Linked DNA regions of Homo sapiens: region 1 is linked to region 2. Evidence: chromatin contacts called from ENCODE Hi-C data. All regions are on one chromosome and are shown on one strand. Each heading gives the region's core, a stretch centred on a gene start or an enhancer-like site at or near the end of the contact. The rest is flanking DNA. Distances are from core to core; before and after follow the strand shown. Region 1 holds the start of AS-PTPRE (lncRNA antisense to PTPRE protein-coding gene). Region 2 overlaps LINC02641 (long intergenic non-protein coding RNA 2641).

What was found. A loop is a pair of places that touch in the nucleus more often than their neighbours do. Pooled maps may share reads with other maps.
Region 1: a pooled map shows a loop between it and region 2 (9-fold over the local background). The contact joins the promoter of AS-PTPRE here to the enhancer-like site in region 2. A Hi-C loop is called at or near these places in 3 of 37 single-sample maps with no recorded cell type and 1 of 50 pooled maps.

The regions. Positions count from the first base shown.
Region 1 is chr10:128,060,257-128,064,449 of GRCh38, reverse strand. It overlaps AS-PTPRE (lncRNA antisense to PTPRE protein-coding gene), which reads left to right and starts at 2,025. Exons shown (of 3, transcript NR_136150.1): 1 at 2,025-2,323; 2 at 3,606-3,763. PTPRE (protein tyrosine phosphatase receptor type E) reads right to left here. Exons shown (of 21, transcript NM_006504.6): 8 at 3,435-3,511; 9 at 2,735-2,771; 10 at 1,270-1,367. RefSeq lists enhancers at 344-942, 1,282-1,491, 1,902-1,951, 1,283-2,482.
Region 2 is chr10:123,396,799-123,400,823 of GRCh38, reverse strand. All of the region lies in intron 6 of LINC02641 (long intergenic non-protein coding RNA 2641), which reads right to left. Among named protein-coding and RNA genes, the nearest start is that of LINC02641, 51 kb to the right of the region's middle. RefSeq lists an enhancer at 2,430-2,739. Within about 2 kb of position 2,508, at least 2 of the 41 ENCODE cell types and tissues checked have a DNase peak (open chromatin) inside an H3K27ac peak, as active enhancers do.

The DNA of each region.
Region 1 (4,193 bases), core at 776-3,275, 4.7 Mb before region 2:
GAAGAGTCCTGGGCTGGGAATCCCCTACTTCCCTCTGTCACTCTTCCCTCTTCCCCATGACAAAGCATGACAAGGGCAAGATTTGCAAGGGCAAAGGGGTGGCCCTCCACAGTCCTGTTTCAGCTCCCCCCAGAGCAGAATGAAAGCCTCCATCCTATTCCTGACCAGAAACGGTGGCTGGAGGCTGCTTCCTGTGTTTTGGGTGGCAATTAGTAAGCTGGCACTGCGGGGACCAGAGCACCTCCCAGCCTGCCCTTCCTGTGGGCTCCTGCCACCCATCTTCTGCCCCAGCTGAGCTCCCCAAGGCCTGGTACTCCCATCTAAAAATGGCAGCCCTTCCCCACAGTCCTCGCTACAATGCCTGGGAACTGCTGGGGCCAGGCCAGCAGATGACTGAGGAGCTCAGGACACAGCAGGCCCTGAGCAGGGCCGGGCAGGACACACGGCTCCCACTGAACCGGGCCTTCATGCCAGAACACGCCAGAAGCACAGCCTCCTAACTTCGCCCCACCTGTGGTAAGTGTCCCTCAGGCTCCCAGTTCTTCTTTCATTCTGGAGAGTGAGCTCACTGCCTATGGCATGGCTCCCTGCCTGTCACTCAACCCCACCCCCGCACCCAGGCTCCCCACAGCCACCACTTCTCAGCCCTGAATTTGAGCCCCTACTCCTTGCACCTGGGACAGAGCTGGCCCAGCACAGCAGATGCTAATGAGTACTTGTTACATTAGGAAACGAATCAGTTCAACTTTTCTTCTTTGTCAATGATTCAAATTCTTATAACGTACATGCATCCTTTTTTGAATTAGAAACAGCTAATTAAATATATTCGGATGACAAATCAACATTTCTTCAATATACCAACGTTTTCCAAAAGCATTTCTCTAGTCTGGATAATAAGCGCGAAATCATGTTCATTTCTAGCCTGAGCTCTGCCGCATGACACGCTCAACATCCTAAAACTCTAAGATTCATGTCTCTCATCAGGCAGGCAGAGCCATGGGGCCAGCCGGGGGCCACTCTTACTTGGGAAAAAAAGGAAACTCTTGTGTCATTGTGTTATCACAGATTAGATAACAGTGAGATGCTGGGGACACAGGGGATTTGTTTCGTGAAGAAAATGCTGTAAGCCACTGCATGTGTTTGGGTTTTTTTCTGCAGTGATAGTGGGAGGAAGGGAGGGAAGTAGGAAAAGGAAGTGGTAAGAACATCCCCAGCCCGGCAGCAGCAGCTGAAAGGAAGTGATACCGGGGCCAGATGCCTGGAACTCACCTCTTTCCTTTCTTTCAAGTTTGTTAACATGACGATGGTCGCAGACTTTTGCTCCCAGACCATTCTCCAGAAGTCGTTAACCGTTTCCTGTTTGGGACCTGTGTGTAGAGGACAATTTCGAAGTCAAAAGGCATGAAGGGAAGTCCCTTTGGGGTCCCAGCCCCGGCACCCTGGCCGTTGGCCCCTGGACAGCTGTTCACTCCCTTCTCAGGCTTGTTGGGGACACACACGTCATGCCCTGAAGCGTTCCGGAACCGGTAGGGGCTGCCTGTCCTGCCACTCACCCACTCCAGCTAGGAACTCCTCAGTGGGCAAGATAATTGGGCCCAGGTTGAGTTATGACGTTCACAGGTAAGAAGCAGGGTTCAGATGAGGGCTGGGTCTACAGCCAAGTGTGGGAGAGCTGGTGAAAGCCTTGCGAGAGGCAGAGACTGGCCAGCCTCACCCTGCATTCCCAATCCCCTCCTCTTTGTCAAAATCTTACTCTCAGCATGGTGCTGTCCAATACGATATGAGCTAAAGTCCCTCGGGAGGGGGATGTGAACAACAGACAAAGTGTCACTAGGAGAAAGTCCTCTGCCCCTATCCACTTCCTGTCTGAGCTGCGGCTATTTTGCAGTCCCGAGCTAAGTGCTACGTGCTGAGGGGGATGGGCGGGGAGATAAGGAAGCCCCTGGCCCTGCTGCTGTCCTGCCGTGGGCTAGCTCCCTGTGGGTGTCTGCTGGCAAGAGAGAAACACATGCTTTCATCTGCTTCAGCCAGGATCGTCAGGTTTCCTGAGGTTTCCAGCTGGGCACATTCCTGATGGCCTCTGCGTGTGCACATGTGTGTCCTTTTTTCTTAGAGATTCTGCATTTGTAACAACTTCCCAGGTGATTTTGATGGACGCTGACTTTCAGAGCTCATTGCCCTAAAGACTCCTGGCCTAAGAGTGAGGAAGTCTGAGGAATCTGGTTTCAGCTCCACTGATATCTAACCGCACGTACACCAGGTCCTGCAGATGACAACCTCTGGTGGAACGGAGTGATGCTGGATTCAGTACTCAACACACAAGGTAGCCCTGTGCAAGGTGAAGGGCACGTTTTCACAGCTGAAGTATATTCTTAGTTATGGCCTTGATCTGAAAAGCTATTCACCCCACTAACCCCTCGCCCAAACTTGGGGAGCCATGTAGGGCTCAGCCAGCTGAGAGAAATTCAAGGTTATCTGACGCAAGTATTAACAAGCTGGAATGGCAGCCGGGGCCATTGCGTGCCCTGTGTTCACACCATATAGGTGTGGGAATAAGTGTGTGTTTCTCTGACTACACATATCCGTTGTGTGAATGGATATCTAACGTGTCTGTTAGGTGTAAACACACACACACAAATCCAGTATAAGTCCTTGGTCTTGTTGGCATACAGAGAAGGAAATAAGAGCTATTCACGTTACCAAAAATACGTTGAGAAATTAATAAAAAGCTTACCTTGAGCTGCTATGAATTTATTCTTCTCTTTGTAACCCTAGAAAAAATAACATCAGATTTATATTTTTTCAGAATTATCTTTGCTGAAAGGATTTGTTGGTGTTGCTGTTAGGAAAGCAGTACATATTCACCATGGAAAATTTGCAAAACACAGGAAAAGGTTAAGAAGGAAAGAAAACTCACCAGCAATTCCAGAAATAACAAATCCTACTTCATACGTCCCCTCTCTAGTCTGTTTTTCTGCCAAACCTTTCCCAGACTCACCCACAAGCAGACATGCAGACATTTCTGTCCTCTAATTGGGTGAACATGTACAATTTATTTTATGTTGTATTTTTAATGGGAATTTTATAATTGATATTAAATGATCTTTTAAAGATTAATACAAATCAAGTTCTAATAGTCCACTGCACATGGTTTTACCACAATCTGTTTAACTACCCATGCTCCCTGTTCTATTTGGTCAGGAATATACATAATGCTGTAGTGAACATCCTCTGTGATCATCTCTGTCTCTTGAATTCAAATTCCCAGATGCTGATGCCAGTGTGTAAAGCACGGGCAGTTCCGTACCCTTTGTGCTTGTGGCCAAACTGCCCAGAAAGGTTGTGACAATTTACACTCCGGGCACCAGACAAGAAAGTGCTTACTGCTCATGCCCCAGCTGGGCCAGGGGAACAAGAAACCTCTGCCCACTTACATCTATGTAGGAAGCATTGATGTAGTCTGAACAGGGAATTCCATCCAGTTGGCTCAGAATCACCCTAGAATGGTCATCTGGAAAAAAAACCCAAACAAAGCCAAGATATTAGGACCAGGAATCACAGTGCTGTCTCTTCCAGAAATCACAGTGCTGTCTCTTCATCTGCAGTGTCAGCTCCTGGGAAGGGCAAAAGCAGCTTCACAGCGACACCAGGGATGGCAGAGATGTTCTTCCTCAGCGTTCCCATGGAGAACACTAGTGTCCTGAGAGAGAATGCACCTGCTTTGGTGAACACTGACTGTCTCAGCTGTGGCATGACGACAAGGGTAGGATTTCAGCATCCAGGATGGGGGCTGCTGGGTCATTACATAGCAAGAATAGCAGAATGTGCCAGGCCCCTGGCAGTGCAAGGGCTGTATTTTATGAACCCTGCACTGGGCCCAGCCCCAGTGTTGCCAAGTGTGGGTGCACTTAAAAGAGCCCCAGGACAGGAGAACTGGGTCCACTCTCCCAGGCTTCCCAGGGAAATGAGCACCAGCCCCATGAGGACAAGTGGATGTGGGGGTCTAGGATTGGGGACTCTGACCCTCAGTCCCACCACCGGAGTCTGCCCCAGAGCTGGAAGGCGAGCACAGTGAGGAGCGTCTGGTAGATCCAGCCTGTTGCACAAGCAGTTTTCCGGGGTAGAAGGCTGACCGTGGAGTGCTCTGTGTGTGGGGTGTGTGTGTAGTGAGTGTGGTGTGTGTGTATTGTGTG
Region 2 (4,025 bases), core at 1,259-3,758:
GTGTGCAGAGGTGCCTTCCCCTCCCCAGTGGAGGCACCAAATACTCCCTGAGCCCCTACTCCACCCTGGGCATGGCTCTAAGTCCTAGGGATGCAGCCGTGAGCTCAACAAGCCTATTCCTGCCTTCATGGGGCTTGTACTCAAGAAGAAGGGGCAGAAATAAACAAATGTGTCTGATGCCAGGTGTTGGTAGGAGATTGAGAAACAAAGCAGGTTATCGAATAGGGAGTGCCAGGTGAGTGTGGTAGTAGAATGGGTTTTTTATTAGAGAACATGGGCTGTCTTCTGACAAAGCACCGACAAGACAAAGTCTTTCCATAGTGAGGGGCTGAGTTGTGAGAATACCTGGGGGTGGAGCAGTGCAGGCAGAGGGAAAGGCAAGTGCAAGGGCCCTGGGGCAGGCCCAAGTGCAGCACGCCTGAGGGGTGGCATGCCACCAGTGCATCTGGAATGAAGTGCAGGGGGCAGGTTAGGAGAGGAGGCTGGGGAGATGATGGAGGGTGTCTCAGGATTGTACCCCAGATTTAATTTATAGAGGCAATTGAGTGACAAGAGAGAGAACCACGAGGTGAAGGACTGGACAGGGCCAAGACACAAAGAGTGAGGCAGAAGCCTAGGCCAGCAGAGCCCTCATTGTGGTTTCCTCAGGAAAGGCCAGGCCAGGCAGAGGAAACAGCCCAGGACCAGCTAGTCTGAATCGTGTTGGGGGACCTCTGGACTCTGGGGTGGTCTCTAGATGCTCGGTATCTGGTTCAGGGGTGGTTTAGGGCAGGGGAAATATTGGTTAGTGTGTGAGTGAGATAGAGAAGGTGAGTGGAGAATGGGCCCTGGACTGGTTGGTTACATGTGAGTGGTGGTGGGCTTGCAGGCAATTTGCTTTCTGGCCAGTAAGGTCCCCAAGATGTCAAAGCATCATAAAATATAGAAAATACCAAACATGATTCATTCCTAGGGGTCCAGAGCGTGCAGGGCCTCACAGGCCACGGGGAAGAGCTGGAATCCCCTCTCAAGGATATAGAAGCCTGTAGATGGGGAGATCTATCTGGGAGTGGCTGAGAAGCTACGGAGGGAGGCTGCCTGTGAGCTGAGTCCAGAGACAAGGGCAGGGACGGGAGGCGCAGGAAGAGGGGGGTAGTGGGAACAAGGACTGTAGGGCGTGACTGTGCATCAGGAAGGGCGAAGGGTCTCGGGGTGTGTGGTCGGGTCAGCAGTGGGAAGTGGAGGCAGGAGCTGGGTTGCAGAGGGCTTGCCTGGAGGGTCGTGGTTGAGATTGAAACCATAGCTCTGAGGCCCAAGAATCAGCTGTCAGAAGTCCCCAGGTTGGAGAGTGGCTGATCAGATCTTTCCACTGCAGGTTATGATTCTTTCTTTTACGTTCTATGGTTGAGCTATACCTTCTCCCTCCGGGACCCTGAGAATTCCTGAGGCCAGAGCCAGTTCTTGTCTCAACTGTGAATCCCCCTTAAACCAGGCCCCATGGCTGTGTGCTTTACACGCGTTAGGTCACATTGTGTCACTTCAGCCCCTGCCAGTGCTCTGGGATAGGCACAGTCTCTGCCTTTATTGAAGGTAACTAAAGCTCAGAAAGTAAATCATGTGCCTAAGGCCACAGAGCTAATATAACACGGAGTCAAGACTCAGACGCACCCAGTGGTGTCCCCGTGAATGTTTAGCCAGTTCTCTGGGAAAAGAGAACTGATTGTTAGTGTTTGCCAATTTCTGTGGTGTAAATACTCCCACCATGGCTGATTCCAAGCTGCCAGCATGAGCTCATGGAAGGCAGAGTTGGGGAGCAACCATTATACAGTATTTCCACCAGAAGGATATTACAGACATAAATAACCTCAAAAGCATAGATCAAGAGTTGGCAAACTTGACCTGGGCTATGGGCCAAATCTAGTGCTACATGTTTATAAATAGTTTTACAGGAGTACAGCCATGCCCATTCTTTGATGCATTGTCTGTGGCTCCTTTTACCTTAAAACAGCAGACCTGAATAGTGTGTCAGAGACAAGAAAGCCTAAAATACTTACTATCTGCACTTTCATAGAAAAACTTTGGAAACCTCTGATACAGATGGTAATACAATGTTATAAAATAATTAGAAAATGATGAGTTTTGAGTATTTATTTTCTGTTTTTGATATAATTTATTTAATTGCAATTTTCTACAATTTCATTTTTAATATATGTTTAAAAACCAGCTGCAAAACACTTACAAATTTAGCAATCCGCTTTTGCAAGCTGGAAATATCCCACTCCGGCACACCACTGAATTACGTCTGCCTCCAAATCATGTGCTCTTTTCTTGACACATTTTCTGAATGAATGAAAGCATGCATGCATGAACAGACAAGTGGTCAGACCGAAAGAGAAGGGCCCTTGGCCTGCATGTTGGGAAATGTTGCAGACTTCAGCAAGAGCACAGATGCCTTCACCAAAGGCCTGATGACTGTAAGAATGAAACTCAGCTGACCTATTTAAAGCAGTTAGAGGAAGAATGGAGACTTAGCAGGTGAGAGAGGGAAACTAGAGAAGGGGCCTTCATAGGGCAATCAGGCCTAATTTTCCACGAGCAGAACCAGGATCAACAGGGCACCACAAAAGGTCTGTGTCCACCTCAGTGCAAGGCCTGTAGGCCCCATTGTCAATAGAAATGAAAGTCTAATTAATAGACACTGTTTTGCCCCATGCTGAATGCACTAAAATCTAACTTGGTTCTTTAAGAAGTGGAGGAGCAGAAGTGGCTTGTGTGAGGACCTTAAATTTTTCTTTAGTAGAAACCTTTATGCCTAACAGGAAATCATTTGAAGTGAAAATCACATAAGCAGAATTATCAGGTCTAAGAGCATGTGACTTGACCCTGTCTTTGGCAAGGGCTGTCTTGGGAATAAAGATGCCTACACTTGAGGTGCTATGCACAAACACAAACACACACATGCACACATTCACACAAATACACACACACACACACACACACACACACACACACACACACACACGCCACGTTAATACTGGGCCTGCCTATTCCCCCCAGTCATGATAGTTCCTGTTGCTTCTCACCCTATTCTATCCCCCTAAAAATACCCCGACACAGTGAAAGACACAGGCCAGAAGTTGAACACACGCTACAGAACCCTGAAAGGGAGATGGGGGCCTTAGAGAAGGCAGAGGACATTTGCAGAATCCTGAGCATGCTGGGAAAGGATGGTCGCACAGCTATTCCCCAAGATTATTCGGTGTGGCTTTTCGGGTACTGGCCCAGCCAAGAGGTTCAACTGAAAGAGAAAGAGAATTTCCAGTTTTGGGTTGTGTGTTTTTTTTGTTTTGTTTTTGTTTTTGTTTTTTTGCCAGGACACTTTCCCCTTGTCCTTGCTTTGCCCTTTCCTGTTGTGGAGGGGGCCACTCTCTGGCTTCAAGATGTGCCTCCTCTCTGTGGACCTGCACTGCACCTTGGATGGGACACCCAAAGCTGCTTGTCCCCAGGCAATTTTGCCTTCAGATGTCCTCAGCCATGACAGCCTGGTGCCCAAGCCCACTCAGGTGCCACCCTGCCATCTCACCAGCTTATCCTGGGGCACTCCCTACAGGGAAAACACACAGACAAAGGGCACCTTAGCTCCCTGGCCCTGGACTGCAGGGGCTGTCATTGGAGCCCTGCACATACGTGAGCCATGGATGCATCTTCACAAAACCACAGTCAGAAGGAGAAGGGGACTAGCCCAAGGTCACTCCATTGAGTTGAAGTAAAACCAGGCCAGGACTCCAGGTCTCCTGTCTGCCAGGCCTCCCAGAAACCAAACAGAACCCAGCTGCCAGGAGGAAATTGTCCTCTCCCTTCCTACTTTCATATTTTTCACTAATGATGGACGTCATCAACACAAACTTTCAAAACAATACAAAGGGCACAGTTATTGTTTCTTATGGAAGGGGTGAGAAGGAAAGAGAAACTTTATACATAATAATTTTTGCTATCAAATGAGAGATGCCGGTGACAAGCAGAGGCCAGAGTGTGGCACATTTAAT